2 separate regions of the Homo sapiens genome follow, and region 2 is linked to region 1. The links are chromatin contacts, found by Hi-C in ENCODE. All regions are on one chromosome and are shown on one strand. The core of a region is the stretch at or near the end of the contact, and the rest is flanking DNA. Distances in the headings are between cores, read along the strand shown.

Region 1 (5,738 bases), core at 2,262-4,761:
TCTATAAATTACTGGACACTGTGGTGTAATGTGGACATTGCTGAGGAGGGATGTAACTGCAACAGAAACAAATTACTTACATTGCATGCAGTAGGGAAGTGGGTGAAAAGAGCATTGAACTCTGAGTCGGGAGACGACTTCAAGGCCCAGCTCAGCACTCTAGCAGAACTTTAGGTAAGTTTTTTAGACACTGTGTACTTCAGTTTCCCCATGTGAAAATGAGAATAACGTCTGTTCTGCCTACTTCACTTGAACTATTTGAGGATAAAAGAAGGTAAAATGCAATAATGGTCATGAAGATTTTATAAACCTTGAAGTGATGTACAAGTATACCATACTGTTTCACTTCTATTACTATTATAACTGTTTAAAAAAGCATTTGTGACCAGTACAATCCTGGCTTTTCTCTGGAGACTAACATCCAGTTTCACAGTTATTTTACTTTTGATAGGGAAAAGGGAATTATTCCTGTTATATATTGCAATATTTAGGATCCTCTAGCAATTTCTCAGGCTATGACTTCATGTTCCCAGAAGCGGGCAGCAAAACTCCAAAGGCTCTGCCTTTTCCTCAATTAAAATGTCTAAAGCAGTTTTTCCTTGAGAGGAAAAGAACTATACTGTAAAGAATAGCCCTTTAAAAATGATGGTATTTAGGTGACAAAGCTAATCCTATTACAATAAATATAACATTCATTCCAAATAAGATTTTTCCTTTTCTCTGTCCTGTGAAGAAAATAATTGACTGTTTCTTCAATCTTATGTTAATTATTTGACTTATATTTCCAGAAACTCCTACCCATGTTTTTCCATTTAACTCTAGATTTGTAGATCCTACTTAGCACCAGTTTTTAAATAAATTGTTTTGTATGTGTAAGAGAAAAGGTGTTCAGGCCTGATTTATAGTTTAGGATGCCTACCTAAGTCCAAAGAGTGATCCTCAGCAGTGTCTAAATGTGTTCCTATCATAGAGTATATGTTTGTCATTCAGATAAAATGTTGTCTACATCTAATCTTTCTCATTCTTTCATTATTCAAATATCCCCGTGCCTTTCTATCTTTAGTCAGTGAATTATCTTGTAATGACAAGAGCAACTATCATTTGAACTGTTCTTAACTCACTTAGGCCGGAGGTTGCAATTTTTTTTTTGTCAAAAAATCAGACCTTGGTGATAACTTGAGCAGTAGGCTATAAGTAACTAGTAGGCTAGCCTACTATAAGTAGGCTAGGCATATTAATAGCGTATAAGGTGCTCTCACAGACATGTTTTCCCTTTGATACTCACCATAGCCCTGTGAAGTTGATAGCTACTATCCCCCATTTTACAGATAAATTTTCTAATCTGTAATCAAAATAGCTGCTCTTTGCTTGAAGAAAAAGTCCAGAGGGACACCCTATATGTCAAGAGAGCTCCAGGGGGTGGGTAATTTCTTTCATAATTGCTAGAAGAGCCAATTCTGAATGTGAGGCTTTTTCTGTCTGCTTTATTACAACCAGAGATGGAATAGGAAGGCTTTCAGTTACAGTTTATCAATTCCTTCTGCTTTTGCCAGTTAATCTCTAGCTTTACTCTTTTGAAAAAACTACCTGTTTCCCACTCCACTTCTGCTACCACCACTACCAAGTCAGAGTCCTCTTTCTATTCCAGCCAAACCTCTTCCTGTTCTTGAGAATTGCATCACATTCTTGGCTTAACGTAACCAACACCCCCACATTGGCACCAGGGAGTGTGTAGCCCTTCTTTATTGGCTGAAAGTTCTTGTCTGGTGAGCATGGAATAAGTCACTCACTTCCTGAATTTCAGCCCTGGCTAAATTTGCTTCTGGAAAAACATATATATATTCCTCAGATTTTTGTTTGTTTGTTTGCAAATCTCCTTCACTCCAGCCCTGTCCTGGAATGAGCAAGATTTACCAAATAGGGACAGCGTGAAAGGGAATTTAGAGGGTAGAGGTAGAGGGAAAAGGAGTAGTATGTGTAGCTTGCTGAATGAGATGTCTGCTCTTGCTGTTTCCATTTCTTCACTTCTCAAACAATTTTTAACCCAATCTAAACTGGCATCAGCTCCCATTGTATTGAAAGGGCTTTCACTCAGGACAGTAACGCCCCCCCGCCACCTCCCATATTACTAAATCCAGTGGATACATCAGCCTTGATCTTACTTGGCATCAGGGTAGCATGTGATGCTTTTGGTCACATCCTCTTTGATAGATTCACTCTTCCTTTGCACTATTGTTTTTTCCCTATCTTAGTCATGGGTCTTCAGCATCCTTTGCAAGCTCCTCTTTACTCCTAAAGTACTGGTGTTCCTCAGAACCCTGTTCTACATCAGCCTCTTTTCTCTCTAAACATTTTCTGTGAGAAATATTATCCCTTTCCATGGCATTATTGAGATCTATCTGCCAATTATTTCCAAATCTCTATCTTCCCTGACCTCTTTTGACTGCTTTCTAGAACTTCAATTAGAAATTCCTGAAAGCCTATTAACCAACTCCCTCCCTCAAACCTATTCCTCCAATAATGCTCCTTATCCAAACATATGCCACACCATCTACCCAGTTTTTCTAGGCAGAAATGTAGGATTCATCCTTAATGCCTCTTTTGCTCACCTTCCACATTCAGTCAATAACCAAATTCAGTATAATCTACATATTTGAATCCATCAATTTCTCCCTGTCCCCACTGGCCTAAGTGATCACCATCTATGTGGCATTTTGCACATCCCTTTGCTAGTTTCCTGCCCCCAGGTTTTCTCCCCTTGGATCATTTTCCACTAACCACTAGATGGTTCTTTATGTAAATGCAGTTCTGTAAATTCACCACTTGTGTTTAAAATCCTTTAGTTGCTTCTCACTGTCCTTAGGATGGAGTCCGAACTTCTTATCACGGTTCATAAGCCTCTCATGATCAGTAACTTGCCATCAGTCTGAACTCCACTCACACTGACCTCCAGTGTTTCAAACACACCCTGCTTCCTTTTGCCTCTAGGCCTTCACAGATGCTGTTTCCTCTGCTCGGAGCATTCTACTGTAGGGCCTCTAACATCTGTAGACTAAATTCTAGCCTCAAATTATCAGTTATCTTATTCCTGAATCAGAACTGAACTGGGATTCTTAATATTTTTTTATTAATTCTTGAATTAAAGCCAGGATTTATATTATCCTATATGTTTCTTTGAAAAATGCAAAGATATTTTCTAATGAAACTGTATTTGAACTAATTAACTTAGGGTTCAGTTTTTAAAAATCATAGCCGAATGTAAACTGGAACGTACTTTTTTTCATGGTACTGGAATGTTTTCTTGGTTGTTATTCATCGTGACATTCTAGCTTTGGAATTTTTCATTTCCAGCTGACTTCTAGCAGTCTCCTTTCTTACCTCTCAACCCCTTACCCTCTGGTTGCCCTATACTTGCCCCTAGATGGATCCAGTTTGCATGCAGTGGTAGCTGCTGTGAGGCTGCGGTTAAATAGAGCTGCTCAGACTGCAACAGGAAAGCATTGAATCGAAAGCAAAGGGGAGGAAGCGCAAACCGATACCCACCACAAAGCTGCTGAGTGCCCAGCATGACCCAAGCCGCACCCTCTGATGAGGAGTCTTGTGGAGGAGTAAGAAGCCACAGACTTTAATAAACCATCAGCACAGCCTGTCCTCCACTTCCCTGGTCCAGCCTTCCCGGATCACCATGAGTATCACCGGGTACTGACCTAAGAAGCTGGGTGATGACAGAAAAGTGACCAGAAATGTAGAGTCCAGAGGAAGGTACCCGAAATGAATGACTGTAGACCATTTTATCTCAAACTCCCTACACAGTCAAGCGTGGCGAGCACGAAGGTCCGGGGCATGAGAATGTTTCTGAGGAGCTCCCTGCTTGGGGTGATTCCCAGATGAAGACTCCTAAAAATGTTCCCTAAAAATGCCTTTGCTACCTCCCTGAAAGGCTGCTTCTAGTAGTGGCCAAAACAACTTATAAAAATTTTGTAACTAAAAATAAAGCCCTTGTGAGATACAGTTAAGAGAACTTTAAATATACACTAAGGTATGATGACTATTTTTAGATTCCTGACTTCAATGGAGGGAGGAGAAAGGAAGGAGATGGAGCAGCAAAGACATATGTTACCTACTTGATTTTGCTCATGGCCTAACCTGTTTACATTTGTCCCTTTTGCTATCAAAGGAGATATTAAGGAATTATAGGAAAGGGAATGAAAAGTGTGGAAAAATATATAGGAACTAAGTACAGATTTTAAACACTGGTAAGGTGGAGAACTCCTTGGAAATCTAGAGCTTCACAGTGGCTCTATAATTCACCTGTTCAGGTTCACTACCTCAGAATCTAAGAAGGTGAGATCTGGGCCCTACTTTTGCAGCTGGAAGGTCAGAACACAAAGAATGGAGGTGACTGACTCAGTCTGGAGGAAAGGTTGCTTGGCTTGGCTGGAAGTGGGCACTTGTGTCATCATAGAGTGCCAACCTCACACTTCAGATAACAGAACAGGAAATATTGTTAGTTCAGATGGGAGAGCAGAGGACTGACTGTGTATCCAAGACCATTAAGTTATTCAGTCACCTCTTTGTGTTGTACTTTCTATCCTACAAGGGACCAGAGCTGGCTGTGGGGAGCTTGGGCAATAGATGAAGCAGGCCATCAGGCCAGTCCCTGTTCCTTGCAGCTTTCTTCTCCCTTCTATCATGTTCAGCTTCTTTAATCTGCTCAACCCAGAAAGTCTTCCAAGATTGACATCATTACCAAAGTTTAAATGGAAGAATCTGAGGCATTTTGATAGGAGACAGGGGTGACAATTCTGGAGTAGAGGAACTGTCTCTCACAAGGCCTCTCTACTACAAGTGGTAAAAATTTGTGCTTTATTTTAACAACCACAACAACAGTGAATTGGAAAGGATCTAATAACAGAACAGAATTTGTAGTCAGACAACTTTGTTTTGAAACTATTCTTCCTTTCTTCCCTTCCTCCCTCCCTCCCTTCCTTCTTTCCTTCCTTCCTTTCCTTCAGAAAGGAAAGGACAGGGAGGATAGCCATAGAATGGGAAGCTCCTTAGACCTCAGAGGAATGCCGCAAGCTTCCCAAGTCTGAGTGCCTGCCCAGAGTTTGCCTACTTTCTTCAGTAGTCAAGGATATTCCTCAAGTTGTGTTTAATATCTATACATGAGCCAAACTGCGGTAGGTGGGTGACTGCATTCCCCAGGTGCAATCTTTCAGCATGTGACCTGATGTAGTACATTACATTCCTTAGACAAGGAAAAAATAGCGATATGAATGCAAAGAGGGGGAGGCAGAGAGTGTAAGCTACTCTAAAACACTTAGTTATGAAAGAAGAAAGATTGGCTAGAAAGCATGTGTAATAAGGAATGAATTCCATTTTTTTAATTGAGAGAGGTTCAGGAATGTTTATGTACTTGAGGAAAAAGCATAGTGAGAGATCTTAACAAGTCACTTCATTCCTAAGCTTTGATACCCCCATCCAAGGTGAGGAGGAGAGGAGAGGAGTTTCTATAAAGATTAAAATTGAATTAAAATCATATGCCCAGTAGTGGCTTATATGCCACAAAGCCCTTTACACATGTTAATTTTTATAACTATTATCATCTAGTGACTGTACAGATGAGTAAGCCCTGGTCACAGCTGTTCTATATTTTCTACCCTATATGACAGAGCTGTCAAGAGGAGACAGGCTCTTGAGTAGGCAGGGCTAAGACACATAAATAAGAGGCTAAC
Region 2 (5,522 bases), core at 2,616-5,115, 330 kb after region 1:
CACAGGTTTCCATTTGGAGTCTTTTAGGAAGCCAAGTTAAATCACCACATAGATGAAGTTTAATTGTTTCAAGTGGGCTTAGAGCATGAATTCTTCCAAGAGAGGAAATAAGGCTTTTCTCCCTGACAAAGAAGTGAATGTCTTCTCCAAAAATATGTTCAGTGAAGTTTTCCTGGGCTGGGTGCAGTGGTTCATGCCTGTAATCCCAGCACTTTGGGAAGCCCAGGCGGGTGGATCGCCTGAGGTCAGGAGTTCCATACCAGCCTGACCAATATGGTGAAACCCCATCTTTGCTAAAAGTACAAAAATTAGCTGGGCTTGGTGATGGGCACCTATAATCCCAGTCATTTGGGATGCTGAGGCAGGAGAATCACTTGAACCTGGGAGATGGAGGCTGCATAGAGCTGAGATCACACCACTGTACTCCAGCCTGGGCAACAGAGCCAGACTCATCTCAAAAGAGAAAAAAAAAAAGTGAAGTTTTCCTCTGTGGGAAAAAGAAAGATATGAGTGAGCTTGCTTGTTCCCTAGAACCTCTAGATGGAAATACCTAAGAAGAAAAGAGGCAGATTTTGAAGCAATTACTCTTCTTTGGATTGCTGGTTAGTTTCGCTACTAAAAATTGCTGAACATAAGGTGAGAGAGAGGAAGGAGATGTGATCCCTGACCTGAAGTAGCTTAGTGAAATATAGGTAGCCAACCAGAAAATAGAGACTTTAAGTGCCGAGCCTGGGGTATGTGAGCACAATGGAAGGCATCTCTGCTGTCAGAGAGTAGAATAAGGAAAAGCCTCCAAAGCAATGCTGTAAACCAAACCAAGCTGTCATTGTGGCAAGATCCTGCAGGACAGAAACCAGATGGCTGTTCTTCAACTTTTTATCACCTCCTGTCCCCTTCCCTACCACACCTACACCCATATACCCAGATTCTTGCACTTAATCACATTCAATATTTATTGAATGAACTAATTAAAAGATGAATAAACACACCCAAACAAGGAATGAGAAAAAGGGCATTGCAAGCAGAGGAATGACATGAAAAAAGGCATGGAGGTGTGACCTTGAATGGGGTTGTTCCAGGGAGTACCAACATGTGGTGTTGATGGGCACAGATTTGACTGGATGGAGTATTAGTGCTGGAGGCAAGAGTGATATGAAGGTGTACGACTCAGAAAGATTTTCCTGCTATACTGAAAGTCTTGGTGAATGTGGGGCTCAATTGTAATATTTCATCATAAGTGCAGCAACATCAAGTTTGCATTATCAAAAAAGTACTCTGATAATACATATACTTAAATTAATATTTTCTAATGAAGTCTCAATTTAATCATGATCAGATCTTAGAATATTTTAACTTCATTCCTAACTCTCTTTAATCTCGTTTGTTATTGTCTGGTATTTTTGTTCCTACTTATATTAAAAATGAAATAAAGTTACTATTAATTTTATTTTAAACATTATTATAACTAATACAGTCAACACATTTCTTTATTGTAACACATCTTCTGGGATTATTTTATTTTTTGACAAAGGACACGCTTAAGCAGTAATTTCAATGAGTCTATGGATAGCAATCTTACTACGTTCTCATAACTTTAACATATCTTTTTGTCATACTCACCCTTAATGGTTGGTTAGCTGGGTACAGAATTCCAGGTTGAAAGTTGTTTTCCTTTGCACTTTAAAGCTAGTGTTCCATACTACCGAGCCATAAAAAGGAATGAAATAATGGCATTCACAGCAACCTGGATGGAATTGGAGACTATTATTCTAAGTGAAGTAACTCAGGAATGGAAAACCAAACACTGATGTTTTCAGTCATATGTGGGAGTTATGAGGATGCAAAGGCACAAGAACGATCCACTGGACTTTGGGGACTCGGGCGAAAGGGTGGGGGGTGGCAGGAGATAAAAGGCTACACGTTGGGTATAGTATACACCGCTTGGATGATGGGTGCCCCAAAATCTCAGAAATCACCGCTAAAGAACTTATCATGTAACCAAACACCACCTGTTCCCCAAAAACCTATTGAAATTAAAAATAATAAATAAATAAATAAAGCTACTATTCGAAAGCTGCCTGGCTTCCACTTTATCTCTCCATTATGGTGCCATCCCCATCCTTGTCACTTTGAAGGTGATCATTGCTGATTTGGGGCTTTTAGGATTCTCACTTTGACCATTTCATGTATGAGGTGTTTATATGTAGACTTTTTTTTTTTAAATAAACTTACTATTCAGTGGACCTTTTTGATTCAGACAATTTTCTGGTCCTTTACATTCTTACATCTCAAAGGTTTATGTGAGTCCTATCAATGCCTTAATTTGGAGCTAGTCAATGTGAGGGTTCAGTAAGAGACCTCTTAAAAGTCCTATGAACATCTTGTTTTCTAATCTGTTCTACTCTCTTCTCTCTCATCTCAAGTCTTTAAATCTGGATAATGGCATGGGGATAGCAGACTAAGGGTTGGGATGGCTGCTGGAAACACAGGAGATCTATCTAATCACCCATTTTGTTAAAACTTTTCTGTCTTACATCTGGACCAGGACTTCTGAAATTGAAAGGCTTGGAGTTAACATCTTTGTACGCCATTGTGCCATGAAGCAATGATGATTCCCATCCAGCTGCCTAAAGAGAAAGAGGTTTGTGTCAAACATTCTGATGGGAGAGATTCTTTAAAATGTTCTTTGTGAACCATGAAAGCATTACTTTCTCATGTCCTACCATGAATTTACACAACTGATGCAAAAATCTAATAACAAAGGTTGAGTAGCATTTTCCAAACAACAGTGAGCTGGGAGCAAGGAAGCTGGCTTCTGATATCAGCTTCACCCACAACTGTCTGTGCATTAAACTAGTCACAATGTTTCTCTAGGCCTCAATTTCCTCACCAGTAGAACAAAAGAGTAAGATTTGATAACTACTATGGTCCCTTCCAGACTTAAAGTTTCCAGACATAAAGGTCCTTTACAGACTTAAATCTGTAGTTTAAAGTTGAGTCATCTCTGGCACCTACAACCTAACCCTTTGCCATCTATACTGGAAAAGAAAATCTTGTTACTCTTTTCAAATAGCCTATTTTTCAGTAGAACTGTATTTTGGCAAACACCTATATTTGGAGTCAGAAGGACAAGGTTCAGTGTCCAGGTCCACTGCTGACCAGTGTTGTGAACCTCGGAAGGTTTCTAATCTCTCTTAAGGTTGGGTTTCTTGAGTGTGTAATGGGGATATGTGTCCTATGCTGCTCACAAGGATTTTGTTGGCATCTTATTTGATGACTTCACTGAAAACCCGTTATTGTAACACACTCTGTTGATGTAAGCTATTTTGACATGATCATCCATGTTCTGCGGGAGAAGCTCAAATAGTAGATCTCTGAGGAAACTCACGCATGTTGAAGGAGTGGAGTCGGTGCTTTAGGAAGGAAAATCTGTGTGTGGGTCTCAAGTCTCACCGCATGGGTCATAACCTATTCCTGACCCTGACAGAAAATCCTTCTAGAAATAAAAGAGAAATAAAGGAAATCCACCATACCAAGGCATAAAAAGACAGCCATGAAAAAGTAACATAAGGGGAGAGGAAGATGGGCTTATAACAGATTACAGGATGTTGTCAGTTTTAATAACGTGATGTGAAGAAAAGATTCTGTTTGCACACAGGGAGAGGTTCTTTTCCTGGCTAGTCAAAGCACACCTTACGTACATTCTGAAGCCGTCTCTTATATGATTCATTTTTTTCACTGTAGATAAGACTTTTATGGATGGATTGTTTTTCTCAAATAATATTATCGCTTTGTGACTAAAGTAAAGATTATTAATTCCTGAGGCAAGAAGATATAAAAGCTCCAGAAACGTTGACTGGGACCACTGGAGACACTGAAGAAGGCAGGGGCCCTTAGAGTCTTGGTTGCCAAACAGGTAATCCTCCTCGCGGTTGATGATGGGGGACTTTCTTTAAACATCTGTTTTCCTCTGTCAGCTATTAGCCAGGCCAGAAATGACAAATTGTATTTCTAGTGAGGCTTGTCAGGCTTTCTGTTGCTGTGTTGTTTGATTTAAATTATTTACCTTCTTTTCTTCCTTCACTGCAAAGAGCATTGGCTTTGGTGTCAAGCTGTTGGGTTAAATCTTGGCTCTGCAGTCTGGTAGCTGGGAAACTTTAGAAAAGTTACTCAATCATAAGTGTCAGTGTCTTCATTTGTAACATGCATTCATGAGATCTACAGTGCAGGTTTTTTGTTTTTGTTTCTGTTTTTGTTTTTGTTTTTGTTTTTTTATGGAGTCTTGCTCTGTCTCCCAGGCTGGAGAGCAATGGTGCAATCTTGGCTCACTGCAACTTCTGCCTCCCAGGTTCAAGTGATTCTCCTGCCTCAGCCTCCTGAGTAGCTGTGATTACAGGCACTTGCCACCACGCCCAGCTAATTTTTGTATTTTTTAATAGAGACAGGGTTGTGCCATGTTGGCCAGGCTGGTCTTGAACTCCTGACCTCAGGTGATCCACCTGCCTCAGCCTCTCAAAGTGCTGGGATTTCAGCCATGAGCCACCACACCCGGCCCAGTGCAGCTTACTTATGAACATGACATGCAGACATTCAATGAATATCAGTTCACTAAAAATTATTCACAGATTAGTAAAAAAGATGCTGCCTCTCCCTTCCCCCAGATGGTCACCTTGACAGAGAAATTCTGTTTGCGTTTTAAAGGGGTTTGAGGACATTGAAAATACACTATTACTTTTGGAAGGAAAGTTTAGCAAAGTGCAAGGTTCACGCAATGATTTAAAAAGAAGTAAGGGGTGGGGAAGGTCACATCCACACTCTCCAAGCTTTGTCTCATTCTCAGTTAATGTTGCCTTAAAGTGTTCAGATGGACCCCAGAATTGATTTTCCAGAAAAGTCATCATTTACATTATTCTCTTTAAGCAATCCATTATTTGAGAGTTAGATTGTATATTCAGATTTTTTAATCATAAAGTATGATTAAATGTGAATTCAATGAATTAACTCATTTTAAGAATTATTTGGGAGGGAAATCCAGAACTCAGTTTCATACTTATGTTAAAACAAAGCCCAGACAGATGAAAATAGAACAGTGATAAATATTTTAACCTTATGTGACAGTAATGGCCAGTCTTTTGATATAAATTTAAAAATTATTTTTAAAAACATAAAAAATAACAATATTTTTGAAAATTTCAGAATGGCAAAAATTATAATAAGTAAGAGAAAAATACAAACTGAGAAATACTATTAGTAACACGTGAAAGGCAATAAACATACAAAAAAGATCTCACAAATAAACATACAAAAAAGATCTCACAAACAATGAAATAGAAAAATGTGCAAAACTGTAAAATGAAAATTCACCAAATACTAAAAGCAAATCATTATATAAAAAGATGTTCAACTTCATTAGTAATTATAAAATATTTTAAAACACTAAGGTTCTTCTTTAATATACCAAAATTAGCCAAAAACTTGACAAAATTAAGCATTCTCTGGGAGCTTAGGGAACCAATCCTTTT

The links. Hi-C counts contacts between places; a loop is a spot of excess contacts on that map. Pooled maps may share reads with other maps.
Region 2: a loop to region 1 is called in a map of CD8-positive, alpha-beta T cell, with 10 times the contacts of the local background. The contact joins the promoter of REG4 here to the enhancer-like site in region 1. A Hi-C loop is called at or near these places in 4 of 168 maps with a recorded cell type or tissue (CD4-positive, alpha-beta T cell, CD8-positive, alpha-beta T cell, MCF 10A and 1 more) and 12 of 50 pooled maps.

Annotation. Positions count from the first base shown.
Region 1 is chr1:120,140,789-120,146,526 of GRCh38, reverse strand. No RefSeq gene overlaps it. Among named protein-coding and RNA genes, the nearest start is that of SEC22B, 33 kb to the left of the region's middle. Within about 2 kb of position 3,511, at least 8 of the 41 ENCODE cell types and tissues checked have a DNase peak (open chromatin) inside an H3K27ac peak, as active enhancers do; they include CD8-positive, alpha-beta T cell, where a contact is called at or near this core.
Region 2 is chr1:119,809,803-119,815,324 of GRCh38, reverse strand. REG4 (regenerating family member 4) reads left to right here and starts at 3,865. Exons shown (of 6, transcript NM_032044.4): 1 at 3,865-3,916.